Linked DNA regions of Homo sapiens: all the other regions are linked to region 2. Evidence: chromatin loops called from intact Hi-C (ENCODE). Cell type or tissue: HepG2. All regions are shown on one strand. Each heading gives the region's core, and the rest is flanking DNA. Links, peaks and the distances in the headings are about the cores only. Region 1 overlaps SLC39A11 (solute carrier family 39 member 11). Region 2 holds the start of LOC107985005 (a long non-coding RNA gene). Region 3 overlaps LINC00673 (long intergenic non-protein coding RNA 673).

The links. Hi-C counts contacts between places; a loop is a spot of excess contacts. Peaks named below come from ENCODE experiments on the same cell type or tissue, not always from the same donor. Only the 100,000 strongest peaks of a DNase experiment are listed, where the experiment ranks them.
Region 1: a loop joins it to region 2, with 8 times the contacts of the local background. A loop is called at or near these places in 3 of 110 quality-filtered maps.
Region 3: a loop joins it to region 2, with 2.2 times the contacts of the local background. A loop is called at or near these places in 7 of 110 quality-filtered maps.

The regions. Positions count from the first base shown.
Region 1 is chr17:72,679,221-72,689,599 of GRCh38, forward strand. The region is part of intron 7 of SLC39A11 (solute carrier family 39 member 11); the gene reads right to left. Among named protein-coding and RNA genes, the nearest start is that of LINC00511, 44 kb to the left of the region's middle. RefSeq lists an enhancer at 7,238-7,738. In HepG2, for the core only: no CTCF peak of the experiment used is centred there; DNase peaks (open chromatin) are centred at 2,085, 3,561, 4,861 and 5,531; H3K4me3 peaks cover 1,127 bases.
Region 2 is chr17:72,626,391-72,636,769 of GRCh38, forward strand. All of the region lies in intron 2 of LINC00511 (long intergenic non-protein coding RNA 511), which reads right to left. It overlaps LOC107985005 (a long non-coding RNA gene), which reads left to right and starts at 3,242. Exons shown (of 3, transcript XR_001752991.2): 1 at 3,242-3,591; 2 at 8,172-8,313; 3 at 8,821-9,290. It also overlaps the pseudogene RPL32P33. In HepG2, for the core only: a CTCF peak has its summit at 5,587; DNase peaks (open chromatin) are centred at 5,341, 6,071 and 6,981; H3K4me3 peaks cover 1,606 bases.
Region 3 is chr17:72,568,738-72,579,116 of GRCh38, forward strand. The region is part of intron 1 of LINC00673 (long intergenic non-protein coding RNA 673); the gene reads right to left. Among named protein-coding and RNA genes, the nearest start is that of LINC00673, 19 kb to the right of the region's middle. RefSeq lists a silencer at 3,213-3,507. In HepG2, for the core only: a CTCF peak has its summit at 6,104; DNase peaks (open chromatin) are centred at 1,701, 3,404, 7,004 and 7,694.

The DNA of each region.
Region 1 (10,379 bases), core at 1,530-9,529, 53 kb after region 2:
ATTATAGTTAACAGTAATTTATTGTATGCTTCAAAATAGGTAGAAGAGAAGAATTGTAATGTTCCCAGTACAAAGAAAAGATAAACGTTTGCTGTGATGGGTATCTCAGTTAATCTGATTTGATCATTACACAGTGTCTACAGGTATGCTAAAAATATAGACAACAATTACCTATCAATTAAAAATAAAATAAAAGAATAGTGCTTGAATCCCTGTCCTCTGGCTGCTCAGAGTCTGAGATGCGCAGACACAGAGAAAGGCACTAACCCCCCAGGGAACCTGTTCTGCAGGAGGAAGGCAGCAGCTATTGGAACTTGAATAGAGACAGCCGCGCCCACCTCGGGCTTCTTCAAGGGCTCCTGGAGGAAGCTGGCCAGGTAAGGAGTTGAAGACCCACTGGAGGCAAAGGGGCCAACGTGTGTAGAGACATGTTGCAGGAGGTATTGATCTTGATTGGGCTGGGTGGCAGGTGGAGGATGGCCTGGTGGGAGGTGGGCTTAGAGGACACGTTAAGGATTTGTTAAAGAATTGTGGTAAAATTGGCTGGGCACGGTGGCTCACGCCTGTAATCCCAGCACTTTGGGAGGCCAAGGTGGGCGGATCACGAGGCCAAGAGATCGAGACCATCCTGGCCAACATGGTGAAACCCTGTCTCTACCAAAAATACAAAAATTAGCTGGGCGTGGTGGCGCATGCCTGTAGTCCCAGCTACTTGGGAGGCTGAGGCAGGAAAATCACATGAACCTGGGAGGCAGAGGTTGCAGTGAGCCAAGATCGAGCTACTGCACTCCAGCCTGGGCGACAGAGTGAGACTCTGTCTCAAAAAAAAAAAAAAAAAAAAAAAAAAAAAGAATTGTGGTAAAATTAATATAACATAGAACTCAGCATTTTAACCATTTATGAGGTGTACATTTCAGTGGTATTTAGTGTATATTCACAGTGTTGTGCAACCATCACCACAATCTAGTTCCAGAACATTTTTATCACCCAAAAGCAAATGCTATACCCATTAGCAGTCACTCCCCACCCCTACCGCCCTCAGCTCCTGGCAACTATGACTCTGCTTCTGTCTCTATGGATCTGCCCACTCAGGACAGCACATGAATATGATACGGTTTGGCTGTGTCTCCACCCAAATCTCATCTTGAATTGTAGCTCCCATAATTCCCATATGTCACGGAAGGGACCTGGTGGGAAGTAATTGAATCATGGGGGTAGGTCTTTCCCATGCTGTTCTCATGATAGTGAATAAGTCTCATGAGATCTGATGGTTTTATAAAGGGCAGTTTCCCCACACACACTCTCTTGCTGCTGCCATGTAAGACATGATTTTGCTCCTCATTTGCCTTCCGCCATGATTGTGAGGCCTCCCCAGCCATGTGGAACTGTGAGTCCATTAAACCTCTTTCTTCTATAAATTACCCAATGTCAGGTATGTCTGTATTAGTAGTGTGAGGATAGACTAATACAATAAATAAAACTACACGCATGTGGCCTTTTGTGTTGGCTTTTTCCACTTAGCAAAATGTTTCAAGGTTCATCCATATTGAATCATGTATTTGTATCAGTACTTCTTTCCTTTTACAGCTGAACAATATTCCATTGTATGGGTATGTCTCATTTTGCTTATCCATTCATCCACTGATGGACATTTGGGTTGTTTCTACCTTCTGGCTATTGTAAATAATGCTGCTGTGAACAGTGGTGTACACGTTTTCGGTTTCTTTGTTTGTTTTTTTGAGATGGAGTCCCACTCTGTTGCCCAGGCTGGATTGCAGTAGCACAATCTTGGCTCATTGTTAACCTTCATCTCCCGGGTTCAAGTGATTTTCCTGACTCAGCCTCATGAGTAGCTGGGATTACAGGCACACAACACCATGCCCAGGTAATTTTTTTGGGTTTCACCATGTTGACCAGGCTGGTCTTGAACTCCCGACCTCAGGTGACCCGCCCACCTCGGCCTCCCAAAGTGCTGGGATTACAGGTGTGAGCCACAGCACCCGGTCTACATGTTTTTGTTTGAATGCCTGTTTTCAGTGATGTTGGGCCTACTCTGAGGAGTGGAATTGCTGAGTCACAGGCTAAGGATTTCATGCTTAGGAGCATCATAGGAGCAGCTAGAGGCCATGTAAGTGAGGAGCTGCATGATTAGAACTGTGTTTCTAAGCATTGGCTATAGCTGCTGTGGGTGGAAAGTTGGAGGGAAGCAGGAGTGGCCAGAGGTGACAATAGTCCAGGAGAGAGACCAGTGGAGGCTGGTGGCAGGGGGAAGGAGAGAAGTCACGAATTGCATTCTCCTCATCTCTTTTGCTCCTGCTCTTCTCCCTATCACAGCCGCAGACATCTAGCCACAAGCGAGAAATAACCATTTTCCCTGCAGACATTTTCACATTCTGAAACAACGAGGGGTTGAACAACAACCCTTGAGCAACACAGGTTTGAACTGTGCAGGTCCACTTACATGTGGATTTTCTTCTGTCTCTGCCACCCCAGAGACAGCCAGACCAATACCTCCTCTTCCTCCTCCTCCACAGCGAACTCAGTGTGAAGATGATCCACTTCCACTTAATGAATAGTAAATATATTTTCTCTTCCTTAGGATTTTCTTAATAATATTTTCTTTTTTCTCATTTACTTTATTGTAAGAATACAGTATATAACAGGGGTCCCCAGCCCCTCGGCCACAGACCTGACCTGGTCCATGGTTTGTTAGGAACTGGGCCTGCACAGCAGGAGATGGGCGGCAGGCAAGCGAACGAAGCTTCATCTGTATTGACAGCCACTCCCCATCACTCACATTACCACCTGAGCTCCGCCTCCCATCAGATCAGCGGCAGCATTAGACTCTCAGAGGAGCACGAACCCTATCGTGAACCGCACATGCAAGGGACCTACGTTGTGATGATCGGTCACTGTCCCCCATCACCCCTAGATGGGACGGTCTAGTTGCAGGAAAACAAGCTCCTCTACATTATGGGGAATTGTATAATTATTTCATTACATATTACAATGTGATTGTAATAAAAATAAAGTGCACAATAAATGTCATGTGCTTGAATCATCCCGAAACCATCCCTCCCCCCACCCCAGTCCATGGAAAAATTGTCTTCCATGAAACCGGTCCCTGGTACCAAAAAGGTTGGAGACTGCTGGTATATAATACATATAAAAAATATGTGTTGATCGACTGTTTATGCTATTGGTAAGGCTTCTGGTCAACGGTAGGCTATCAGCAGTTAATTTTTTGGGGAGTCCAAAGTTATACGTGTAATTGACTAAATGGAACTGACTGTGTGGGGAGGGGGCCGGTGCCCCCAAGCCCCACATTATCCAAGGGTCAATGTAGTGAGCTGGTAAGCACAGCTGATTGTGGGCAAGACAGGTGGTTTTGAACTTCTTCCCAGCTGGACTATGAGAAACTCACTGACCCCCACAAAAAAAACTTTTCATGGTCTCTTTTAGCTCCAAGCCTCCATGATTTCTGTGGGAGGCTGTCCTGTAACCATCAGCTCTTCACCTCCAATCATGAAGTGGTTTCCACTGTAAAGGAAGCTGCTGATTCACGTGGAGACTCTACTATCTTCTTATCAGTCCTTTATTTATATAACTGTCTGACTTATGAGTCAATCTTTAGGACAGGATAAAAGTTCACATCTTCTCCCATCTGAATAATCTAAGACCTAGAACATTATCTTGAGGCACCCATTTTGTCAACAAACAAACAAAAAACAAAAATGCCAGCAAACCAAAGAAAAATGGAAACTGTCCACTTGCACCTCTTTTGAGTCCTCCTGCAAACTGGCATCTACAAGAGGAACTGTCACTCACAGCACCTTTACTGTCATGTGGCAAGGTATCAGTGGCTTCTGAAGGTGCTGCTTCATGCAGAATGTTTTGGGTGCCCCCTACATTCTAATTTACTACAGGTAACTGTTGGTAAAAGGCCCACTCAGACTTTCCCATGTAGCTGGTTCTCAATAGATCCTCTATGGAAGGAAAGAAGGAAGGATGAACCGAAAAATGGATAAAGTATACACCCCCATGGAAGAAGGAAGAAATAGATCCAATGTCATGATTTGCATTGGTTTTGCTGCCCCATTTCCTTGAGACTAATTTTTTTTTTTTTTTTTTTGGATACACGGTCTCGCCATCTCCTATAGGCTAGAGTGCAGTGGCACAGTCACGGCTCACTGCAGCCTCAACCTCTCGTGCTCAAGGGATCCTCCCACCTCAGCCCCTAGGGTAGCTGGGACTACATGCACACACCACCACACCTGGCTAATTTTTAAATTTTTTGTAGAGCCAGGGGTCTCACTATATTGCCCAGGCTGGTCTCGGACTCCTAGGCTCAAGTGATCCTCCCGCCTCTGCTTCCCAAAGTGCTGGTGTGAGCCACTGCGCCTGGCCTGAGGCTGATTCTGGCAGTAGTGAGGTCAACAGGGGATTACACACCCAATACTTGTGCCATAAAAGCTCCAACCAAGAGTCAAAGGGTTGATCTCGTAGAAAACTCTTTAGCTAAAGACAGAGCCAAAAAACCAAAGTGCAGCTCAAAGTCAGATGTGCTCTTAGACAGGTCCCCCGAGAGAGCTGGGAATCCTGGGACTCCATCACTTACATTTTCCTAGAGAAGTCTAAGCCCCTGGGTTCCTTTGGCAGTCTGGCAGCTTGGGGCTCTTCCCAGGCTGTTTTTGAAAGGGGGGAATCACCCTGCCTGACCCTTTTCCAACACTACCCATCTGACTCCTGCTAGTGGAGGGGCTCTTTAAGTCCCAGGGGAAGGGCTATTCAAGTGCTTAGAAGATTTTGCAATCAAACTTTCAAGGGTAAATATTTGCAGTGACTCACCAGAGAGGTTTTTCTGCTCTCCTTCTGGCCCCTGGGGAGCCACAGGGCTCTTTCCCCAGGTCTGTTAGCAGTTTACGATGATTATCCGTAGGCTCCCTGGACAGCTCATGAGTCAAGAGACTGGGTTCCCGTAACCCACTCCCTTGCCCGGAGGCACCTGGGCTCACCATACCAGAGGTCAGCAGCACATTTACAGCACCATAGCCTAGTAAAGTCAATGGTACAAGTGTCCAGCTTGTGGCCTGGAGGCTTTGCCCAGGCTCGTGGGACAGGCAGACAATTTACAAGGTAAGTAACACATCATAAAATTGAGCAGCAAACACTAATGAGCCTACAAGCCAGGACAGAGGACCTTTCTCTCCGACCAGGGAAACTGACACAGCCACTGTCCCAGGTTTGGGCAGGCGTGCCCTGCTAGCACCGACCACAGTGACCAAGGATAACGCATCGTGCTTTCCTCTAGACCCCAAGAAGCAACTGTAAACCTTGGGAGGCTTTCAAGAGACTCCCCAGATCAAGGGACCTTAACACTGTCCCCAAACTCTATTTGGCAGCTGGTTTATCGCGGCCACCACTATCATCCACCCCCATGATTATGACTTTGGTGAGTCTCTCTCCTGCTTCAAATCACAGATGTGGTCCCTGACTGAGGCTCACTCTGTTTGCAGAAGGGGACTACGGTGTCATCAGAGAGCTGGGGAGTGGAGGGGTGAGCTTCCTCAGAGTGTAGCTACAAGAGAAAGCATTTGGCTCTGCATTTGTTGGTGCTCTGTGTGGGTGCCCAATGGCTTGAAGTTGTCAGCATATCTGGGCACACAAGTTTGTCTCAGGCCCCCCGGGGGTTCTGATGACACGTTAAGCTCATAGGCCATGTGGCAATCATCCTGCAGAACTTTTGGTTCCGTCTGATCCCAGCTGAACCAATTCAGAATGGGCCAGACACAAGATACAAATGGTGCTGAGCAGGGAAATGATCATCGATTCAACTCCACTGAGTAGATGTTCGTCCATTTAGTTGGTAACAATTTATTAAGCATTCCTACATGCCAAGGCCCAAATTGGGTGCCGGGGACACAGGGGTGAATGAGACAGGGCCAGGCTCTTAGGAAGTTTGGGAGCAGACAGGTGGTATGCAAACAGATACCCCCACGCTGGACACTCTGCTCCGATGCTACGAAGGAGGCCACCTTTGGGAGCTGATGGAGAATTTCAGGGGAGGACCTCGTTTAGGAAGGGTGTTTAGAGGCGGACTCTTTGAAAAGGTGCAACTGCAACTGAAATTGAGATCTGAAGAATTAAAGGGGGAGGGGCGGTTGAGGGCAAAATAACTTTCTGTGCAGAGGAAAGAACAAGAACGAGGCCCAGCGATGGGCAGGATCTTTGTGTGTTCAAGAAACTTGAAGTCCTGTGTATCTGGAGTCTAGTAAGTGATGGGGAGAGTGAACTTGAATTTTACTTCAAACACAATAAGCCCCAAAAGGATTCATCTCAGGAACGTGGCAAAGGTCAGTTTTCATCTGACCTGGGTTTTTACCAGGTCCCCCTCATACTTTTTCTTTGGCTTTCCATGCAACACACAGATGCAACATGGTCATCTAGGATTAGGGAATGATTTAGGAATACAGGGACATTTTCTGATTTTGAAACAGCCCAATTTCCAACCTCTGCATCAGATCTATCCACAGGTGGGCTGTGCGTGGTGGTTCATGCCTGTAATCCCAGCACTTTGGGAGGCCGAGGTGGGAGGATCACTTGAGGTCAGGAGTTCAAGACCAGCCTGGGCAACATGAAACCCTGTCTCTACCAAAAATACAAAAATTAGCCAGGCGTGGTGGTATACGCCTATAATCCCAGCTACTCAGGAGGCTGAGGCAGGAGAATTGCTTGAACCCAGGAGATGAAGATTGCAGTGAGCTATGATCCCACCACTGCACTCCAGCTTAGGTGACTGAGACTCTGTCTTAAAAAAAAAAAAAATCTATTGACAGGTGGACCTCTTGACCCTTGACCTCCATCTGCAGGCTTGGTCTTGTCCCTAGGACCAATCTGGACTTATCACAAGGTACACTTAGGGGTTTTCCTCAACCCATAATGTGACACTCAACATCTGTTCTTTGTTGTTCTGCAAACAGTATCTCTATCTGCCTTTTTCCTGGGCTTGGACGAGTCCCTGTCCCCCAGGTCTGTTGCTGGCATGCTTCCAGCCAGATGCTGTGCTTTCCTAGGATTGGAGCCTCATCCCTGCTTCTGAGCCATCGTCCAGTGTCAGGAGTCTTGCTATGTGGCGACAGACCTTCCAGAAGCTGACTGGGGTCTGCCTGCACTTTCAAACAGTGCCTGATTCGGGATCCCACTGCTGTCCCGCTCCACCCGTCTCCTTACCCAGCATGGCTCTTGGCTCGTTCGTGATAGTAAAGACAGGTGCACCACACCCTGCCTGGGCCCTTCCCTCCAGACCCCCCTCTGCTTGGCAGGTGGAGCTCCCTCTCAACATCTAAAACTGTTCTTCTGTCCAGTGAGGGGGCTGAGTCTCAGGGCCAGGCCTCTGCCCGTCTCTTCCCCAACCTGCTGCTGTGAATGCCCAGCTATGGCCCAACGACATGCTAGCCTCAGCGTGTGCTCCACAGGCAGGAATCAGGGCATATGTTCAAGTTTATAAGGGGCCTATGAAAAAAGAGACTGCCAGCAGATTCCCTATTAAATGGGCTTCCCTTGCAGTAAAAGATTTAAATTAGAGTATCTTCTAAACAGGGGCGTAATGGGACCACCACAGGTCATTTAATCCATCCCTCTGCCACTTGCCATTAAAGGAAGAGCATGCTTGTGTCACCTGCTAGTCATCACCTAGACATGCTAAAGAAATATACAGACTCCCAAGAGGCTTCCGAATAGCTATTTTCCAAATTAATCAGGAGGGGAATTCTTTTCTTCAAATAAAGTCCTTTTTTTTAAGTGTTTTAATTTTGTTGCTGTTGTTGAGACAGGGTCATGCTCTGTCACCCAGGCTGGAGTTTGGTGGCACAATCACAGCTACTATAACCTCAAACTCCTAGGCTCAAGCCATCTTCCCACTTCAGTCTCCCAAGTAGCTGGGACTACAGGCGTATGCCATCATGCCTGGTTAGTTTTTTTAAAAAATTTTTGTAGACACAGGGTCTCACTACGTTGCCCAGGCTGGCAAACTCTTGGGTAGGAGCATTTTTTTTTTAGACAGTCTCGCTCTGTTGCCCAGGCTGGAGTGCGATGGTGCGATCTCGGCTCACTGCAACCTCCGCCTTCCGGCTCCTGCCTCAGCCTCACGAGTAGCTGGGACTACAGGCGCGTGCCAACACGCCCAGCTAATTTTTTGTATTTTTAGTAGAGATGGGGTTTCACCATGTTAGCCAGGATGGTCTCGATCTCCTGACCTCTTGATCCACCTGCCTCGACATCCCAAAGTGCTGGGATTACAGGCGTGAGCCACCGCGCCTGGCCAGGAGCATAATATTGAAAACAGATGAGAGCAAAGCTTTGCTCCTCACACCCACCATAAACTGTAGAACTCTGTGGGAGGCTGTTTGAAAACCATTGCTGAAAATACAGAGATCCTAAGATGTGGGGCAAATAGACTCCTGTGAGGAGGAGGCATGGAGTAGGGAAGGTCCATCATGCTAATAGTGTTGAAGCTGACAAAATCCTGGCAGCAGCCGCCTTTGACCAACAAGCATATGCCAAGACCCGGCTGGATGCTCTATAGGTTCTATTGTTGAACCTGCAAAATCTTTGCCAAGTAGGCATAATTATTCCAATTTTTCACATGCAGAAACTGAGGCTCTGTGGCATACAGTGACATCTCCAAGGCCACACACCTCCTGGAGAGCCATAATTTGAACCTCGGAGTGCCCCACTGACAGCCAACGACACCAGAGGGTCCCTTTGTATGTAAGGATTGCATGACTCCAGTTGAATGACCCAAGCCGGGGACAAACAGGAAAGAACCCAGCAGCTCTGGAGGCCACTTGAGCTGACTGTCAAATGCTCTGGGCTGATTAACGACTACGAACTTCAGGGAAGACAAGTGTGCTTTGATGCCACAGAGCTATCCTGGGCCTGTACAGGCCCGTTTCTGCTCTGAATGAGGAAGCTGTACTTTGCAGGCACCCGGCAGAACAAGAATAGGGCCTAAGATACCTGAATGAAGGGCACAGAGGAAGTACAAAATACAGTCATTGTTGGAGCTAGAAGCTGGTGCCAGGCTACGAGGGGGCCCAGTGGCCAAGCATTATGGCAGGAGAGAGATGTGAATATTTTCCAGGCAAATAATGCAGCTTCTCTACCTGGAAACCCTGCAGCCGTGTCATGCTGGACAACCCCCTCAGTCCAGGCGAGGCCAACTGGCGACTGCCAGGCCATACCATGTGTGCCTTCAGCTGCCCTCCACTGGGGACAAATGCCTCCTCTGAGCGATCCTCTTCAGGAAGTGGAGGATGCAGTGGCTGCTCCCCATGTGTCCCCCATGGCTCCCCAAGTTTAACAGGACTTCAGGTGGCAATGGGAGATCCTTAGGGCATGAGCAGTTCACATATACTTTTCACAGTAGTTTCCAGTCGTCAAATTACTTCACATAGGGTAAGGGATAGTTCCAGGCAAACTTAATGTAGCAGCAGGACCTCAGGGGAAAGGGTTCGCTTCAGTGGGCATCAACTGGTCTGTGCAAATCCCTGGAACCAAATTGCTGTCTCTGATGTAGAGGGGTCCAAGAAGAGGTGAGAAAGGTCAGGTTCCCCCTGGTGGGTAGACTCTGGGGACTCCAGAAATATGGCTGCAGCTACTCTAGCTCTGACTTTGTTCAACAGGTGCAAATACCAAGGTGATTTGTGACATCTGTCTATTCACACCCCGCAGGCTCTGGGTACCTCTACTCCCCAAGACAACTGGTGTTCTGTTTCCCCCCACACTGCCCAGGGCCCCTCTTGGAGCAGGTACCTGAGGTGGGCCAGCCAGTCATCCCTGTCCTGTCTCCTGTGCCATGGACCCCTCCCGAGCCCCTTGCCAATCAAAAATCCGGTAAATATTTGGTGTCCTCTGCACAGTGACAGCCTTGTAGGTGGCTGGCCCGATGCTCGACTGTACTCAGTTTCATGCTAGAGCGTTAATAAGTGGTTCTAAATGCAGTCGAGAAGATAAAATCTCACCTCCGCTCACTCTCCCAAGATAGGGAGGAGGATTTGCCTTTTCTAAGAAATTAACCAGCCCCTTGAAAGTAATTGTTTGAAAGCGTTCAGCTGGGTCTATGTGCAGCTATAGAGGTCATGGAAGGCCCGATGGGGCAGTTTTGAAAAGTGGGGAGAAGAGACACAGAATTACCATATAAGTCAGCAATTCCACTCCTGGGTATACACCATACAGAAATGGAAACAGAGACTTAAATACACACTTGCACACACCTGTTCATGTCAGCATTATTCACAATCGCCAAAAGGTAGAAACAACCCAATTGTCCATGAGCCTATGGAGGGTCAACACAACGTGGTGGGCATGTAGGAGAATAT
Region 2 (10,379 bases), core at 1,607-9,606:
TATTTTCATATCTCCTGCATATGACACATAATATACAGTAATTAATATTTGTGGGCCCAGAGTAATCAACCAAATATTTGTTATGTGTCAGTAGCTACTTTAAATATTACAAAGCTTCAGTTTCTACCAGTGAAATACAGGGATTTGTTGGGCCTGGGCTACTGGAGTGTTACTGGAATAATAGGCCATTAAAGATCAGGAAGGCTTCCAGTTCAACGTGGTAGACGAAGTATGCATGTGTGCCCCCACTCCAATCTCACATTAAATTGTAATTCCCCAGTGTCAGGGGTGGGGCCTGGTGGGAGGTGATTGGATCATGGGGGTGGGTTTCTCATGAATGGTCTAGCACTGTCCCCCTTGGTACTGTCCTCATGATAGTGAGTGAGGTCTTATGAGTTCTGGTCGTTTAAGTGTGTGCAGCATCCCCCCACCCGTGCTCTCTTGCTTCTGCTCTGGCCATGTGACGTGACTGCTTCCCTTCACCTTCTGCCATGATTGTAAGCTTCCTGAGGCCTCCCCAGAAGCTGAGTAAATGCCAGCACCACGCTTCCTGTATAGCCTGCAGAACCATGAGCCCATTAAACCTCTTTTCTTTATAAATTACAGTCTCAGATATTTCTTTATAGCAACGCTTGAATGGCTTAATACAACATGATCCTTTCCACTCCTTCCCTAAGCCCCTGAAATGATAGTAAACAAAATTAAAAGATAAAAAAAAGTCAGAAATACAAGGAGAATGAGAGATGAGAGGACATGAGAGGGTTTTGAAAGTCAGCAGCTCTCTCTTCTCTCTTCCTTGGCGCTGCCTACGGAGGTGGCAGCCATCTCCTACTCAGCGTCGTGGCTACCCTCAGACCCCTCGTGAAGCCCAGGATTGTGAAAAACAGAACCAAGAAGTTCATCTGGCACCAGTCAGATCCATATGTCAAAATTAAGTGTAAATGGCAGAAACCCAGAGGTACTGACAACAGGGTTCATAGAAAGTTCAAGGGCTGCTCAACATTAGTTATAGGAGTAACAAAAAAACAAAGCACATGCCGCCCAGTGGCTTCCGGAAGTTCCTGGTCCACAATGTCAGGGGGTTAGAAGTGCTGCCGATGTGCAACAAATCTTACTGTGCTGAGATGGCTCACAATGTTTCCTCCAAAAATGGCAAAGCCATCATGGAAAGAGTAGCCCAGCTGCTCTCAGAGCCACCAACCCCAAGGCCAGGCTGCACAGCGAAGAACAGGAATACACAGCTCACGTGCATGTCTTATTTGTGTTTAAACAAAACCATAAAAACTGCCTGAAAAAAAAAGAAGAAAAAAAAAGTGTCAGCAACTGATTTAGCTGATTAAAAAAAGGTGAAGCACAACTGACTACAGAGGAAGAGGCCATGCAAGGTAGCCGACCCACACCTTGACACACCAGGATGCAAGGAATTGGATGGAGTCACCTATTGTCTCCCAAAGCAGTGTGTGCAATGGGGCAGGGAACAGCAGGCTTCCTTGAGAATCTGTACCAAGCTACCGGAGCTCCCGGATCCCCAGCACATCCCTGCCCTGTGCACCAAGCAACTCCTCATCCGCCACAACAGGAGACAAAACTGAACCAGGGAGAGTCCAGATGTGGAGACTGCATAGGGCAGGGGCAGCACAAGGACCAGAAGACAGGGGTAAAAAAGAAATGTCTACATGCCCCTTCACCTAGTTTGCTCTTCAAATGTTAGAGACCAACTTACAATCCACCCATGAGAACGGTCTGGATTTCTCTGTGGTAAGATAGATCATCCCAAGAGAAAACCCTAAACATAGTGATATTTAAGAGTCTCCAGTGAAAAGTGGAGTCTCTCTCTAAGTGCCCTACAGCGAGATTTACCAGCTCTCTGGTCCCATCCACCTCCACCCCTACATCCAGAGCATTCAATGAGGCAAGCATCATCAGGCAGTCGGAGAAAATTCCCAGTAGGAAAGACAGAGACTAAAATAAGAAAATAGTGTGGGGCAGTGGGGGTGGTGGGAGCAGGGAAGGAGAAAGAAACCTGGAGAAAATAGGGAGCAAAAGAGAAAAAAAAAGAAAAACGGTGACCTCCTTTCATTATTATCCCTGGATAGACAGAAGAAAGAATTGCCTTCAGGAAAGAAGAACAGAAGGCCACAAGAAGGAATTTTATGGCAACTAGAGCTTTTAAAAATTACTAAGTTTCTCTTATTCCTTAAGAGAAACAGTAAGACAGAATGATGAAAAAGAAGATCAAACCAGGGGTTCCAAGATCCAACAAATAAGAATTCCAAAAGAAGAACAGAAAAAAATTGAGGAAAGGAAATTGTGAAATAAATAAGAAAGTGAACATGAGTTTCCATATTGAAATAGATGATCAGGGGCCCAGTTCAATGACTGAAAAGAGACCCATACCAAGACCCTGTGTCATGAAACTTCAGCTCATTAGACATAAAATAACCTTCAAAGGAGGGAAGTAGGAGGTGAGGAAAGGAGAGACAGGGAAAGAGAGAGAGAGAGAGAAATTTCATATACAAAAGAGAAGGAATCTGAAGAGTATGGAACAACTCAATAGCAACACACAAGATGAGAAGGTAATGGAGCAATAATATCAGATTTCTAAGATAAACTGATTTTCCACCTAAACGTCTGTAGCAAACAAACTATCAATCAAGTGTGACAAAAACATTTTAGAATATGCAAGTTCTCAAAAAATTTTCCTCCACAGAAAACTATGGAAGGATATGCTCCATCAGAATGAGGGAGTAAATCAAGAAAAAGGAAGATTTGGGAGAGCCTGGCAGCAGAGTATTTCATTCAGGGATTGCCTAGGGTGGCATAAAACAGATCCATGAGCAAAGAGACATTTATTGTGCTCAAATACAAAAGTCCGGTGGGAGCAGTCACAACGCAACAGTTTCGTGATATCCCAATGTGCCCAGTGCTGACTGTCTGTCTTGTATTACCAAAGCTGGTGTACAGACTCCATCCTCATGCTTGCCTCATGGTGCTATGGTGGCTGTCCCATCTCTAGCTTTTCATCTGTATTCCAGGCAGGAAGAAGAATGCAGCAAATGAGAAAAGAACAGCCTCTACCTCAGAAAAACAAAACTTTCTTAGAAAAATTATCAGCAGGCTACTGCTTTTGTCTCCTTGGCCAGAATTGTGTCGCCCTGTAGCTACAATGGGCTGGGAAATACAGTTTTTAGGTTGGTATATTAGTTTCCTATTGCTGTTGTAATAAATAACCATGAAGAGTGGTTTAAAACAAAGCAAATGTATTATCTTACAGTTCTAGAGGTCAGAAGTCTGAAGTGGGTCTCACTGGGCTAAAATCAAGGTGTCCTTGGCAGGGCCAAGTGCTTTTCTGGAGGCTCCAGGGGAGAATTTGTTTTTTTATCTCTTCCAGCTTCTAGAGGCCACCTATTTTCCTTGACTCATGGCTCCTTCCTCTGTCTTCAAAGCTTGCAATGGCCAGTTGAGTCTTTCACACCTCGTACGACTCTGACTCACATTCTTCTGCCATCTTTTTCCATTTACAAGGACACTTGTGATTACATCTGTCTATTGGGAAAATCCAGGGTCACTTCCCCATCTCAAGGTCAGCTGGTAAGCAACCTTAATTCCATTTGCAACCTTGAATCCCCTTTGCCATGTAACATAAGACAATCACAGCTTTTGGGGATTAGAACACAGACATCTTTTTTGTTTTTATTTTTATTTTTAATAGAGATGGGGTCTCGCTTTGTCATCCAGGCTGGAGCACAGTAACGCAACTGTAGCTCACTGCAGCCTTAAACTCCCAGTCTCAAGCAATCCTCCCACTTTGGCCTCCTGAAGTGCTGGGATTACAGGGATGAGCCACTACATCCGGCCAGGACATAGACATTTTTAGGAGACCCTTATTCTGCCTACTATCTACTATACTGGGCATAGTAGATATAGTTGCAGCTTGGTATAAAATCTGGGTCATTTTACTTTTTTTGTTTGAGACGAAGTCTGGCTCTATCGACCAGGCTGGAGTGCAGTGGTGCCATCTTGACTCACTGCAATCTCTGCCTTCTGGGCTTGAGACATCCTTCCACCTCAGTCTCCCAGGTAGCTGGGACTACAGGCACACACCACCAGGCCCAGCTAATTTTTGTATTTTTTGTAGAGATGGGGGTTCACCATGTTGCCCAGGCTAGTCTTGAACTTGTGAGCTCAAGTGATTCACCTGTCTTAGCCTTCCAAAATACTGGGATTACAGGCATGAGCCACAGTCCCTGACCCGGGTCATTTTATTTAGTATGAAGGGAAGTGTGAATTTAGGCAGGCACACATGCTAAGGATTATGGAGTGGAAAGATGGGAGGAGGCAGGGGTCCCCAGTGGTACCACAGAGTCACTTCTCCAAACCCAGACTGAACCTCTGCTGTACTTCAAGTTACACGAGAGACATCTACCCTTATGTGGTTAAGCTGCTTTAGCAAGGCTAGAGTTCCATGAAGCCCAGTGTAAGCCCAAGGAAACTTTCACGTTTTCAGGTAAGAATTCAATAGATAATGTTTAAAACCAAAACAAGGAGAAATGCCAGGATGAGCATGGTATTGGGAAGTAGGAGGTAAATATCAAAAGAAACATCTAAGTCAGAATTTAAAGAGGTGCCCCCAGGGAGCAGATTCAGAGTTGGGGAAGTAGAGGGCAGAGCATGGCTGACTTCCTTCAAAAATGGTTTTCATGCCATTTGACTTACTAAACTTCATTTATCTGTTATTATGCCTAATGAAAATCAATTTTTAATTTAAAAGTGATGATAATAGTTTGGAGCACCTATAGCAATAAACTAGGACGTGCAAGAAAATGATCTACCCATGCAATTCCCCCAACCGGGCTGCATCAGGCTGGAAGGGTCATGAAATGGTTCCCACAGGGGCCACCGTGGAGCACAACCAGGAGGTGAGACACAGCCTTGGCACAACAGTGGTCCACATTTACCTTCCCCAGCGAGGGTCCTCAGCATCCTGCTAGCCCTCCTGAGCTACAAAGGACAGGAAGTTGGGGCAGATTTGTTTTCTTTCCCTAACAAGATCTTATTTTAGGAGCAGAGCTCAGAAGAGCAAACAGAGAAAAGAAAAGTCAGGGGCTGGTTTCAGGGAGAAGAGTGACCACGGGCCATTCCTTGGGCCATGTCTGCTTCTCTAAGCCTGGCCCTGGGGAACAAAACTTAGATCTTGATCATCCAGCATAGCTCTGGCATGCTGAGCGTGTGATACACCTGTCTCTACCGTCAGGCAAACGAGTGGGTTCACAGGCAGAGGCCTGCCCTGCCAAACAATGCTCCCCTTTGTCCCCGCCCAGGGCTCAGGAGCCGCAAGGAAGCCAAATCCATCAGCACTTGTCAGGGCCCTTGATGCACACAATGCAAGTTATGATCCACAGTCCCCGGCAAAGCCCCAGGCTTCCAGCAGGCAGCATTAACTGACACGCAATGTGTCAGTCAGCCTTCTAAAAGCCAGGGGTGGGGATCCGTGCCAGGGGGCCACTGAGCTCTCATTCCCAGAAGCCAACCAGAGCCAGTGAAGGGGCCGCAGAGACTCCGACACATCATTTTCATAAAAACAGCCCAAGGAGAGCATTGCATTAGGAAAAATCATTTCCCGTATTGGCAGCGGGCTCTTCTGATGGCTTTAGCAAATACCATACACACCGAAGCAGTGCAGTGCGCGCCCTTGGCTCATGTGCCCGACCGCATACGGGACAGACCAGGGATGAGGGAGACTGGAAGTATGAATTCCCAAATCAGACTCCCTACAAATGCAACACCGCCTGCAAAGGGTCGCCCCTCCTTCGTAGCCAGCAAGGTGGCAGGCTTTACAGAAGCAAGGGGATTTTGTGACCAAAAAGAACCTGGAAGCGGCCTCCATGGATGCTGCCAAGGTTATTGTGTGCACTTCTTGATGCATCCTGCAAACCACTCTGGGCTGTCCTATTCTGTTCGGTCACCTCCTCCCTGCCTCCACCCTCCCACCACGTGACTGCCAGTCACCAGGCCAGGAATATCACAAGCGTCTTCCTTGGGCAAACAACCGTTCCTCTGCAGACACCTAGACTGACCTTGGCACTCGACACAGAGGGAGGGGACAGAAGACGAGTGTGTGTTCAAAGTCTGCAGTCCCCTGGGGAGGGGTCACTGGCACCATCTGCCTTCGCTACCGGGGCAAGGCAAGTTCAGAGCTACAATTAGTGCTGATTCAGCCATGGTCCCTCGGTCTCATTCCCTAGGCTTCCCTACAAGCCTAATTATGGGCATGAAATGAGCTAGTGAATGAGTTTTCAGAAAAGCAAACGTTCCCTTAGAAATACAAAATATTTGAGCCAAATAATATCAAGTAAGATTTTGTTGTTTTTGGGCAAAGGTCACTGTTTAACTTAAAGGAAAGCAATAAAATATATGCAATATATAAATTCTATAAATTATAGTTATAGAGTAAATTATAGTAAATTTATACAGTAAATTATAGTTATATAGTAAATTATATAGTATCACTTCTTTTGGTGTGATAATGGTATTGGAGTCATGTAAAAAAGAATGCCATTCCTTCTCAAGATACATACTGACCTGTTTATGAATAAAATGACAAGATGTCTGTTTGTTTTTTTATATATTTTTTTTAATTTTTTGGGGGACGGAGTCTCAGTCTGTCACCCAGGCTGGAGTACAGTGGCACGATCTTGACTCACTGTAACCTCTGCCTCCCAGGTTCAAGCGATTCTCCTACCTCAGCCTCCTGAGTAGCTGGGATTACAGGCCTGTGCCACCACGCCCGGCTAATTTTTGTATTTTTAGTAGAGATGGGGTTTCGCCATGTTGGCCAGGCTGGTTTCGAGCTCCTGACATCAACTGATCTGCCCACCTCGGCCTCCCAAAGTGCTGAGATTACAGCTGTGAGCCACCGCATCCAGCCTGTTTGTTTTTAATAACAAGGAGGAGGAGGGAAGTGAATAGGGCAGGACTGGCCAAGGGTTGATGGTTGTTGGACTGTGTGATGGGGACATGAGGGTTCATGACACCATTCTGTTTGTTTGAGCATAGGTTTGAAATTCTCCATAATATAAGGTTGAACAAAAACACAGTTTAAAGATCAAGACAGCATAAAGAATAAATCAGTGAGTGTACAAACTTATGCATGCAAATGATCAGATCTGGCCTTGCTTTGAAATTGTAGTGGCTAAAACAGATTTGGTTTTGCTTTTTGTAACCAGACAGTAAGAAGGTGAGGGAGCTCCTGTGGGTGTCAGACAATAAACCATTCACTGGTTTTTGGTTCTTGTTTTTGAGATGGGGTCTCACTCTGTTGCCCAGGCTGGCACTCACCGTTTTTGGTAGGATTCCAGAGCAAAACCTAGTGACATTTACTCTCAAAATATATCTGCTGTAGTATCAGACTTATGTCTAACAAAATTAGTGATCAGATGGGAGGCTGACTATCCTGAAACGGGATACAGTTTGATCAGGGCAGTAGGTATGTTTTAAAAGGACAGACTGGGCCTGGCGGCCGTGGTGTCTCTTGCCTGTAATCCCAGCACTTTGGGGGGCTGAGGTGGGTGTATTACCTGAGGTCAGGAGTTTGAGACCAGCCTGGCCAACACGGCAAAACCCTGTCTCTACTAAAAACACAAAAATTAGCCAGGTGTGGTGGTGCACACCTGTAGTCTCACCTACTTGGGAGGCTGAGGCAGGAGAATCGCTTGAACCCAGGAGGCTGAGGTTGTGATGAGCCAAAAATCACACCATTGCACTCCAGCCTGGGTGACAAAGCAAGACTCTGCCTCAAAAAAATAAAAAATAGAAATAAAAGGACAAACTGGTCAGGTATAATGGCTGGCAACAATCTCTTTTAATCACCTGGTACCCTAAGGTAAAGCATCCCCAAAAACCTCAAGGATATTTTTATTACTTTTGTATGTTATTTGAGAGAGCCGTAATTCCATTTTTAGCTGGTGCATTGTTCAAGCTAATGTTATCTACTTAATCTTTTCCTCTGGCTAGTTTGGTTCTTAGCAGGTTGTGTTGGTTGAGATTAAGATTAGAGATGTAATATCAAAACCACCAGTTCAGAACCTGAATTGTAACAGACACATCCATCTGCAGAGATGCTCTTTCCTTCTGATTGGCAAGATTGTAACCTACTTCTCAATTGATTTCAGCATCGAACACCCGGGGCTGGCTCAATTCCTTTCTACACCTGCCAAGAAAATCTAAGTGGATAATGATGCTGACCAATCAATGGGCCGTGGGCAACACAGGAAATCAGTGGGCCCGCAAAAAGCTGGGCACCACGTGTTACGGGTAATATTCTCAGGGCCCAAAATGGGTGGCACCAGCCTCCCTGACCAGTCAAAGGAGGCAGGAAATGGAAGCTGAGCTCACGGTGGGAGGAAGCTGGGTGTGGGTGGTGGTGGCAGCCCTGGGAAGAGAAGGGTGTGTTTCTGAGGGCGCCTTGTGCCCTACCTGTTTGCTGCAGCTTTCCAAACCACAAAGCCCTGCCTGCAGCTCCCTGCCAAGGCTGATCATAATCTGCCATGCTATCGGCATTGTCATCTCTTATACAGATGCACATTGAGTGCCTCTAATTCTGAGGATGATCCCCTGAGGAATCTTGCCTTTTCCCAGCGCCATGCTGCTTGTCCATCCAGGCACGTGGCAGCAACACCACCATAGGGATGCCCAGGATGCCAAGCTGCATGCCCGCTACCTCCCCTCCCTCCTGCTTCCTCAGCCCACCTCTTCTACCCCAACCCTGAGCCTCAGAAGGAGGCCGAACCATCTGCCCGTTTTCATTCTTGTCTTTTGCAGTTGGGAAATGAATCTTCAGTGACAGAGCCCACAGAGGAAAACACCCAAACCTGACCCTCCCTTTAACCTTGCGAGCGCTATCACTCAGCCAGATACCACCACTGTTTCCCGAGGACTAAGAGAGATGGCTCTTTGCCTGGTGGAGCTGTGAGGAAGATGATGGGAAACGGGCATGCTGGCATCGGAGTTTTTCTGGATTGGAAAAAGAGGATTTTACTTTTCAGCACCTGCCAGCATGATAGGTTTGCCAAGAATTCTACACTAAACAAACACACACGCCTACATCACCCCTCCTCCCAAGCAGGCATAACCCACTGGGGAAGGAAACAGCTCAGGAAGGCGGATGGCAGGGGTTCGTGAACCTTGCTAGTTTCCAGGGCACGATCCATTTTAATCTCCGCCAGAGGACTTAAAAATCTATTCTGTCAATATCTCCCTTATTAGTAAAGTTTGGGTCCCAAAGCAAGAAAACTAAGGCTTAATTTTGACTTAGAAGATTGTTGTTGTTGTTTTATTATAAGTTTTGATTATGTAGTATGTGTGTGTATATATGTTATTCACTACATACATATTTATGTATTTTTAATATATTTTATATTTTAATATAACATATAATACATATTATATATTATATAATATGTAATTATATATTAAAATATATAATTATACATATATTTTAATACATAAAGTATATTTTAATGTATATATAAATTATACACATGTATATTCAAATGTGTATATCAATATTTATGTATATATTTAGATTTGAAAGCCTTGGGGGACATGTAGGTCCATATCCTCTTGTAGATATCGTAGTGGGATCCTGGCTTTTGGTTATCGTCTCCCCCAAGTCTCCTATTCCCTTTCCGTCCCATTTTTTTCTTGCAAAGAACAAGCAATGACTGAGGCTTTCATAGCCATTGTCACAGAATAGGTCCTGTGGGGAGTTGATTTGTAAAAAGTTCCTGGACCAAAATAAAGGTGGTGACCAAAATGAAGTCATCTCTGCCACCTCCCAGTGGGTATCGATGTGGAAACGGTAACTTGAATCTGAAGCTTCTTTGTGCCCAGCCCCACTGTGCTGATGAGAGCAGACAGGGTGGGAGAGAAAGGGGCACACAGAGTGGACATGTGGATGCCGTTCCTCAAGCCCTTGAAGAAACCAAGAGTTGGCCGCAGCCCTGACCCAGAGTTCTGGGAGATGGGTCCGTGGTAACCCCGCAAGGGAGAAGAGGGCAAGAAGGCCAGGATTCCCAGGGCTCATCCAGAACAGCCCATCCGTCCAGATGGGTATCCTTGATTCCAGTACCTTCCCTGCTCACACATCTCTTTCATCCATTCATTGTACCACTCTGAAGTGTAGAATATGCAAAAGAGAGAATAAAATCATATCATCGCCACATGTAGTTTGCTGTGTCATGCTTATCCTGGTGGATGAAAAAGAGGCCCACGAACCTATGGAAGCCATTCTTGCCACCTGGGTTTATGAGCCAATAGACCATGGCAGAGGTGATGGGATGTCATGGCCATGCTTATGCTATATTACATAAGACCCTCAC
Region 3 (10,379 bases), core at 1,411-9,410, 58 kb before region 2:
GGCTCACGCCTGTAATCCTAGCATTTTGGGAGGCCAAAGCAGGTGGATCACCTGAGGCCAGGAGTTCGAAACCAGCCTGGCCAACATGGCGAAACCCCATCTCTACTAAAAATACAAAAAATTAGCTGGACATGGTGGCGGGTGCCTATAATCTCATCTACTTGGGAGGCTGAGGCAGGAGAATCGCTTGAACCCAGGAGGCAGAGTCTGCAGTGAGCCAAGATCGCGACACTGTACTCCAGCCTGGGCAATAAGAGCAAAACTCTGTCTCAAAAAAAAAGAAAAAAGAAAAAGAAAAAAGAGAAAAGACAACCTCCCAGACTCCACAGCTCAAGATGGCAAGCCTAGCCCAGGGCAACATCTACTCTCCTTCCTCCCTCCTCGGCTCTGAGTCCCCCTCGGAAACAATGCGGGAGGCCCCAGCTAAGGGGCTCAGACCCCGAACAGTTAATAGGGAAGATAAGGGCCGTTTCCTTCAGGGAAGAAAAAGGTCCCACTGGCATCTGTCTTAGCCTAAGTGGGCTGTCTTCGTGAGCCTGATGTTGAAAACAAACCTCCAGGGTCATCATACATGAAAAATGAGGTGGGGAAAAAAGGAAAAGGAAAATCGCATCAGCCGGTGGTACAATGCCCAGGAGGAGGGGCTGGCGGGCGGCCAGAGTCAATACGGCCAGCTGGGGAGGGAGGCCGTGGGGCCTGAGCCGCCCGGGAGAGGGGAGAAGCAGCAGCGCACAGAGCCCCCTCCCCAGACCGGGAAGAACAGCCCCCTTAGACCACCACCCTCTGGGCTGGGAAATGAGGATGGATCTGCTGACTTCTCCAGGCTCTCCTGCAAATGCAACAAAATGCAACTTGGATGGTCTAGAAACTGGCAAGATGGCACACTTACAGGTAGCAGGGACCACACCACTAGGCTGTGGAAGGGAGTCCCCGGCTGCAGAGCTGATGCAGCCAAGCCAGGCAGAGGGTGACCTTGAGCCAAGTCATTTGACTCTGTAGGCCTCCCCTCTGCCACTGTGAAACAGGATCCCAACAGCGAACCCTGGCAGGTACAGAACACCTGCGAGACCACGGAACGTGGGGCCCAGAGCAGCCCTGCATGGTCACAGGCAACATTGCCTTGTGTGAGAGCACAGCCTGGAGCCAAGGGCTTGGGTTTGGGGCTGAGTGGCCCATTTAATAGCTGTGTGCTCTGTGACAGGTCATTTGCCCTCTCTCAGTTTCCTCATCTGTAAATTAGAGATAATAATAATGCCTACCTCTTAGGGTCCTTGCGAGGAATAAATGAGTGTTGTAGGGCCGGGCACCGTGGTTCACACCTATAATCCCAGCACTTTGGGAGGCCGAGGCGGGCTGATCACTTGAGATCAGGAGTTCAAGACCAGCCTGGCCAACACGGTAAAACATCGTCTCTACTAAAAACACAAAAACTAGCTGGGCGTGGTGGCGGGCGCCTGTAATCCCAGCTATTCGGGAGGCTGAGGCATGAGAATCACTTGAACCCAGGAGGCGGAGGTTGTAGTGAGCCCAGATTGCGCCACTGCACTCCAGCCTGGGTGACAGAGTGACAGAGTGAGACTCAATCTCAAAAAAAAAAAAAAAATGAGTGTCGTATGTGTGCGTGTGTGTCTGTACGTGAGCCGTGTGTTGGTGGGATAGTGCTTGGAACACAGAATGGGCTATTGTGTTAGCAATACTGTGATTAGCAAATACTACTATAAGTGCTTAGAGATGACTTTCAACTGTAGCCTAGGTCATAACAACCTCAATAACACAGAACCACTTTCTCAGAATATGCATCCAGCCTCTCTCCCATCAGAGGCAGCCTGAAGGGGCTAAACAGGCCCCTGGTTTGTCCTGTGTGATTCTGACCACACAGGTTCGGAGTTGGTCGGAGCTGAGCGGCCACACCTGGCAACCACATTGTCCGATGACTCCTGCTGGCAGGCTCACCCGGCACAGGGCCTCCTACACCACTCAGGGCACCGTCCTGCATGGAGAACCTCACCAAAGGTGGGGGTGCCACTCTTCCCTCGGGTGCCATGCCTGGCGCAGTCCTTATCAGTGTATATCATGTGACCAAGGAAAAATTCACCAAGGACTCCAGGCTTCGGCCAATGAGGGCAGCGTTTCTGCCAAAAAGAGACAAGTGGACCGGGCACAGTGGCTCACACCTGTAATCCCAGCACTTTGGGAGGCTGAGGCAGGTGGATCACCTGAGGTCAGGAGTTCAAGACCAGCCTGGCCAACATGGTGAAACCCCGTCTCTACTAAAAATACAAAAAAATCAGCCGGGCATGGTGGCGGGCACCTGTAATCCCAGCTACTCGGGAGGCTGAGGCAGGAGAATCACTTGAACCTGGGAGGTGGGGGTTGCAGTGAGCGGAGGTTGTGCCATTGCACTCCAGCCTGGGTGACAAGAGCAAAACTCCGTCTCAAAAAAAAAAAAAGAGAGAGAGAGACAAGTGGCAGGCACCGATGGGCACACTCCGCGTTCCAAGACCATCCCAGCACACACAGCACACATACACACACACACCTATAAGCCCTTCTGATAAAAAAGAAGTAAAAGTGAGTCCCTGGGTTTGGGGACACACATCCACAGGGGACAGCAGGGGCCAAGTGAAAATGTGGGGTGTTTTCAGAAGGTGGTCTCTGAGGGTCTCAGGAAGGAAGCACTCCAGCAGGAAGGTGTCTGCCTCCTCATGCAGCCTCCACTCACTTGCAGGGTCCATGGTGACCAGGGGAAGGGCTCCTGGGCACTGCACCTGTGAATGCCTTCGCCCATGGATACAGTGTGACCAGGGGAGGGGGTCCTGGGCACCATACCCCGTGAGTGCCTTCACCCCACATTTCATGGGGCCTGACTCAAGGCTCTTGGGGCTTCCCTGCCCCAGGGCCAGATCATCCAGGCAGCCTTAGCAGGAAGCAAAACCATAGCCCATCAGGAGCCCCCACATCAGAACAGTCCCCTCCATCATCCTCCCTCCCCACCCCCTGGACACTCCAGTGTGATCCTCTCTCGGGCCACCCTCAAGGAACAGGGCTGATAAGGAAGTGGCTCCTCTAAACCTTAAACCTGCCCCAGAAATGCACAGCAGCTGGATCAGCCACCCTGGAAACTTCCATCAGCCTCGGTTCCTTGGTCTTCTCAAGCCTCTTTTCGGGGCCCAGGTTCCCAGAATAGAGGCAGCAAATCTCCCAGAGTCCTCCTCAAATGCCTCCCATTGCCCTGACCTCCCTAAACAAAGGTGCTTTTTTCCCCAGCTCCTCGGGGTCACCACATTTTCGTCAGACCTGTGCTTGTTTTCTTTCTACTCAGCCCCATCTTGGCTTTGCCCCCCCGGGCACCACTGCACCCAGGAGACAAACCCTGTATTGTTTTCATAGACCTAATAAATGACATCGCTCCCCACCTCCTGCCACTAACTCACTAGCCCTCCCATCCCCCTAGGATCATCTAAAGTGTCCCTTGTGCTAAGCGGCTCCCTCTGCTATGAAAGAACAGGCGAGAGAGAAACCTGTCTGTCTGAAGGGGCCTCCCCCCTCCACATGTTATCAGGTGAAGATTCCACCCGGAGAGAGGCAGCATCATAGGTGGCCAATTTAAACAGTCCCAGCCTCTTCCTCTGGCTCAGGTCTAGAATTGAAGGGAACATACTAAGGTGGCGATTAACAGTGCTGATGATAAAACAGAAGGATGTTCAGTAAGTTTTTCAAAACACATCTTTCATCAAGAAGGTTTCTCCTCACCCCTTGAAAAAGTCAACGATGAAAGGGATAGAAAAGGGGGTAGCCATTTATGCCTAGGGTTCCATTATTGGAACGCTAAGCATGTAGGTGTTATTTATATCCTACTGCTCAAGGTCATCACCAAGGCCTGATTTTTGAAATTCAAAAAAATGGCAGCCTCAGGCATAAATGGGTTAAGCCAGGAAAGACTGAATTTTTCCCACTGGTCAAGTTGATGAGGTTCTTCAGATGTGCTCTGGGAGGGGATTGCTGGCGCACGAGGAAGGCTGATCACTCATAAGAAGGGCTTGCTCTGCCAAAGTATTTGGATGTGGGATGCAGATGCACCCGTGTGCAGGAGCAACAAGAAACGTGTGTCATCCTGTCCAGACGGGGACTGGTGGATTGCTCTGACCTTGCAGAGCTCATGAATCTGCAAACCAATTTCCCCAGAGCCTCTAGCTTTTGTCGGGGGTGAAATAAACCAGAAAGAGACAGCAGCCGCCAACCTCTGCACCGACCAACTGATCCAAGCCCAGACCTCGCCTTCAGCACTGCTGCTCATGAGCCACCCCTTGGGGCTGATGTTGGGGGGAAGCAGTCACCTCTGGGCCTCATGACTTCTGAACCCAACCTGACTCTGCCTGTCCCCTGCTGCCCTCGATGAGGTTGTAAGGGGCAACACACTCTCCAAGTTTTCACTGCCACCACTGCAAGAGTCCCATCCTCCTCCAGGCAAGGGCAAAGAGTCAGAATGACTTATAACCAGGGGGGTATTGAGCTGAGCCACAGGGAGGTGCAAATGAAGAACCAGGAGACAAGTCCACGTGCCTCCCCAAACCCTCATAAGGACACAGGCATGTACAGCCTACAGCATGTGGTTGTTTATTTACAGAGCCGGAGAGCACCTCAGAATACTCATCCCTGGTATTTTGCCTATGACATAAACAAAGGCACAGAGAAATAGAGAAACTTGCTCAACATCATCAGTCAGGTGCAGTGGCTCATGCCTATAATCCCAAGAGGCCGAGGTGGGAGGATCACTTGAGCCCACAAGTTTGAGGCCAGCCTGGGCAACAGAGAGAGATCCCATCTCTACAAAAAAATTAAAAATTAGTCAGGCATGGTGGTGCATGCCTGTGGTCCCAGCTACTCGGGAGGCTGACGTGGGAGGATCACTTGAGCCCAGAAGGTCGAGGCTGCAGTGAGTGGAGATCGTACCACTGCACTCCAGCCTGGGCAACAGAGTGAGACCCTGTCTCTAAAATAAATTAATTCTTATTAAATAAGTAAGTAATCATTGATCTGAGAAATAAGAGGCTATGACTGAGACTCAAATTCTCTGACCCTGGATCCAGTGCCCTCTCATCCTCCTCCTGTAGATCACCAATCTATTGCTGACGGGACTGAACCTCTATAGAATGCCATAAGTGGGTCCTGAACACTCACCTGTAGGAAATGAGGGTTCTCAGAATGGAAAGGTAAGGAAATGGCCAGCACACACCTGTAGAGGCAGCCACCTGCCAGGAGTGGCTGGGATTGGAGGGATTGTGGGGAGAACTGGCAGTGAGAACCCTCCCCATCCATCCCATCTGCTGTCGGCCCCATTGGGTGGACATCGTCTGCTCTAAGTGTCCATGGGGATTATTCTGGATCCCATGCTTGGCAGGGACCTCGACAGAGTCAGTCAATCCTTCTCTTGGTCCAGTCCAGGAGCCCACCCTCTAACTATCGGAGATGGGGCTGCTGCTGTTTCTCCAATAAGTCTAGTGTCACCACCACCCATCTCACGCTCCCATCCCCATTGCCCTCTGCTGCCTCCACCACACCAAGGCATCGAGACCTCTGGCTTCTCTCATTTGCTCTTCCCTGTCCCCCAAAACCTTCCAGCTTAACCCTCCTTTGTGCCATGTCACTGGTGCCTGTGGCTGCACGTAACTGGAATGGAACATGCCTTGTTTCCCACTCAGCCCCCTTTAAGCTACATCCTGAATTCCCCAAACCACTCTTCCTCGTACCTGTTCTGCTGCACCCAGGTGCCTGCACGGACAGGGAAGCATCTTTTCTCGGTAGTGCACTGTGCTTCAGAGACTGGGTCCCCCTTCCTCCTGCAGGTTGTCCATGTACAGAGCCCAGAATCTTCCCCTTTCTGCAAGAGGTCAAGTTTCACCAACATCTCTCCTCCACCACTCTATATTGTTTTAGGATGAATCTCATCACCCCCTCGGATGGTCCCGGTTCACACTCTATAGGCAGGGCCTTATTGGAAGGACCTCAAGTCCTCCAATGGGATAAGGTGGGCTCAGCCAGACTGGGGAAAGGCCCATATCCTCCTGCCCATAGAGGGAGTCCATGCCCCTGACAGCCCCCGCAGCTGTGCTCTGTGAACAAGAACTCTGAACTCAGCCGTAAAGCTGGCCTGGGAAGGCCCTTCTCGCCTGCCACAGCACAGACTCCCACCCTCCCTTCTCCAGGCCCCTTACACTTGGAACTGAAGTAGGCAGAGCTGGGCTGCACAGAGGTGGGACCCAGGGGGCCAGTCCCTCTCCAATCTCCTCCCCCAGCACACACACAGATCAATCCCCATGGCCCAACACTCCTCCAGGGAGAAAGAAAATGGGAGAAGGGTCAGGAATTGGCAGCTGGGAGCCGCATCAGGGTTCCTCTCCCCAGGGCACCAGCAGGGAAGGGTCCCCCTTGACCACAGCTCCAGCCAGGTTTCTAAATCTTGCTTGTTTGCCGAAGCAGCCAGGCACCTCCCTTCCAGCCCAGAGTGAAGGGCTATACAAACTCTGGCCTTTCTCTGCCATCTCCTCCCTGGAGGTGAGCACTGAGCCCTCCAAAGACACACAACCAGAAGGGACACAGGCCAGCGGGAGCACACACCATCCCTCACCGGAGCCTGAGTGCCAGAGCCCCAGCAGCGCCCGGGGGAAAGGCAGGGGTATGAGGACAAAACCCTAACCAGCTGCTGGAAGGCAAGGGCCTGGCAATGCCCTTCGTCTTGCTGTGACCTCCACCCTCAGCCCAGCCCACCCCCTTTAGCCACCCTGGGCCCCCCGACCTGGCCTCCAGCTTTGCGGCAGGCAGGACCTTTAGAATCAGACACCCCAGGGCTGGAACTTCAAGCATCCCACCTCTGGGAGACATTAGGTAAGTCACTTTCCCTCTCTGAGCCTTGCATTCCAGGTAAGATGAGACCATTTACCTCCTCAAAGACCTCATAGGATTAAGTGAGATGTTGACACACCTCACTGCACTGAGTGGCAAACATTCATCCCATCCCTCCTCCCACCAGTGGCCAACCACAGGGCATCTCTGGTTTACATGACCTACGGCAACTCGAGGCCATTCACAGTAAAGGCCACTCCAGATAGTGATGATGACACTCACTTGCAGAGGCAGGAGGGTCCCCGCACACCCCCCTCCAAAGGGGCACACACACAGATGACCAAATGCATCCCATGAGGCAGAGCCACCCAAAGTCCCTTAGACTAAAAATCGTCTAACACACACACACACTGTTGGAGCCCAGTCCGCGGAGTGGGTGAGTATTTCCCTGTCCAAATAGGTGGCAGAAAAAAATACCAGGGACTGACTTCTCTCTGGCAAACCAAGACAAACTTGCCATAGAGCATCTCAGTGGCCAGCAGAGGAGAGAGGAGGTCATTTGGGACCATTTACTCATGCGAGAGTCACTGCCCCATGCTAAGATTTCCCCTAAAAATAAAATGATAAGATAATAACTCATAATGCTCTCCCCAAATCAGTACCACACAGACCCCCCTCTTCTGTTTGCTCAGACCCCCGCTCTCCAGCACAAAGTCTTTATTGGTCTCCCTGCAGGGGTGAAAATAAAGGGGGTTTTGTTCTTCTCCTCCCCCTCCCCCCTCGAAGGGCTGAGTGAGTTTATCTGACACTGCAGCAGTCTTTGTAAACTGAGTGTCCCAGGATAAACGCTCCCTTAAGAGTCGCTTGGCCTGGGACAGAGGGACCCTCTCCAGAGGAGAATGGGGAGCTTGTTCCAATGGTCTTTTAATATGGGGGGCGGGGTGTCACCAAGGACAGGCCTCCAGCACACTCTCACAGAAGGGTCTCTGTCCTGAGGCTACAGTGGAGGGAATTCTTAAAGACACAGATGCTGAAAAGGGGGAAGGAATTTTTTTTTCCCCTAAGGGGAGGGGAGGGAGGTTAGGGCGGGAAGGAGAAGGGGGAGTGGCGAGGACTCCTCATTCCCCAGAACAATTCCAGTTACAACAAGGCGTCTCTATGCCTTAACAGCAAGTGAGTGACAAGTGGGTCAGCAGCCCCGCAGAGCGGAATTCTCCTCCCAGCCGGATCTCCCACCAACGTGTGCTTTGCAGCTCCCAAATCCAGGATGGGAGCCCACCAGCATGCAGGAAAGAATCTCACTTTTACCTAAGTGAAGGGCCTCTGCCACGGCGCCCTAAAAGATGGATCCTTTGAAGGCATTTTGAGTCCAGCTGTCCCCCTCTGGAAAGGGGCAAGCAGACTGCCCTAAAGCCCTTAAATAAATAAAATTATCTCAAACCTCAGGGAGAAAAAGGGTCAATTACTCCTCTAATTTATTTGGGTACAAGGTCACAACAAAATAGACATTCCCAGCTATAGCTATCACAAATGATGTTCTCTAAAGATTGCTCAGCAAGACTGTTTTCTATTTTGATTTCATTTATGTTGAATTGAGTTCTTCTCCAAGAAGTCGAGTTGTATTGCAGAAAGAACTGGAAGCCGTGTGTCCACTGAGAACAACCTGGCATCTCTCCTTACCTACCTTGCTCAAGGTCACCTGTGGAAAACGGCAAACAAAACAAAAAGACACCCTCCCTGCTCCAAGTAATCAAGAAATCATGTAGTTCTGAGATACACAGAGAGGAAACTGAGGCCCCAATACGCGGTGTAATGAGCCCAAAGCCATGAGGCAAATTAGGAGGCCAAGACTAGGTAAAAACCAGGACTCCTGGGGACAGAAAACCACCCACAGGGGATAGAAGTCTGCAATTCTCAGGACCACTCCAAGGAAAGACCAATACCATCTTCTGAAAGCTGCTTCTGCAATGCCATATGGTTAGGCTACTAAGCCAGAACCCATTGACCAGACACCACTGTCACCACAGCCACATCAAATGGCAGACCAGTGTGGGCCTTCAACCCACCGAGTCGCCGTGTATATACAGTTGAGCCTTGAACAAGGTTTGAACTGTGTGGATCTACCGATACGTGGTTTTTCTTCTGCCTCTGCCACCCATGAGACGGCAAGACCAACCCCTCCTCTTCCTCCCTCCAAGCCTACTCACTGTGAAGATGACGATGGGGAAGACCTTTGTGATGATCCCCTTCCACTTAATGAATAGTAAATCTATTTCCTCTTCTTTATGATTTTCTTAATATTGTTTTCTCTAGCTCACTTTATTGTAAGAGGATAGTATATAATACATATCTACTGTATCAATATATAATACATATAACTTACCAAATATGTGTTAATCGACTATGTTATTGGTAAGACTACTAGTCAACGGGAGGCTATTAGCAGTTAAGTTTTAGGGAAGTCCAAAGTTACATGTGGATTTTCAGCTGCACGGAGGACCAGCATCCCTAACCCTTGCAATGTTCAAGGGTCCGCTGTATTAAGTCTTTACTAGAGTCAGCATGAGGCCAGGTGCTATGAAATCAGAGTGCACACCTATGACTATACGGAAGAAAAAAGATCCATGTATGTGGAACCATCATGGCAGTATATGATATTATAGCTGTCAGTATTATGGAAGTTTAAAGAAAAGAAAAATTGGATGAAAAACAAAAGTTTGCAAAAACAGACTTAGCACTCAACCCACTGATGAGTTTATTCAGGCATAACTTGGGCTAAGAGTGGACACGAATACTGGATTCTATGTCAGCTGCAAGTCAGGTATCCCTAACCATGCATTGGGAGAATAAGGAAGGAAGAAGAGGAGGACACAGCCCAGAAGGAGTGGAGCACCCAGCAGGTCACAGGGAAAAACCAGTTGAGACCAGAGCCCATTCTGGACCCCAAGGAGGAAGCGCTGAGGAAGCACCTCCTTGCTGCCACTCCTCTCCTCTGCTCTGCCCCCACTCCACTCCTGTCTGTCCACTCAAGCTAACAGAGATTCCTGGGCTGGTTATTCATTAGATTTGCATTGCACAGTAGAGTATACGACAGCTTTCACATAAGTCATCTCAGTTAAGCCAATGGAAACCATAGCCCAAGTTCTATACTTCTGAGAAAAAAAGTTAAAAGGGAATTGGATCTTCCATAATTAAATCCAGCAACATCAAAGCAGAGATGCAACCACAGCCCACACAGATATAACCAAGGAGCCAGTCCATTTCTTTAAGATGGACATAAGATTTAAGCCAAGAAGGGAGGGAAATATGTGGAAGGAGGAATGAAAGATTCAGTGTACCTAGTCCAGTGAATGAGACATACAGCTCCCATCCTCCCATCCCCCCAACCTCAAGGCCACACAGAGGCTCCATTCTCTACCCTCCCAATCATGTCAATTAAGAGGTTCTTTGTGCAAAGGACAGAGTGCATGGCAGCTGATGCGCGTGCAGCTCAGATGGGGCAAGGCTTTCTCACAAGGCCCCCTACCCCATTGGAA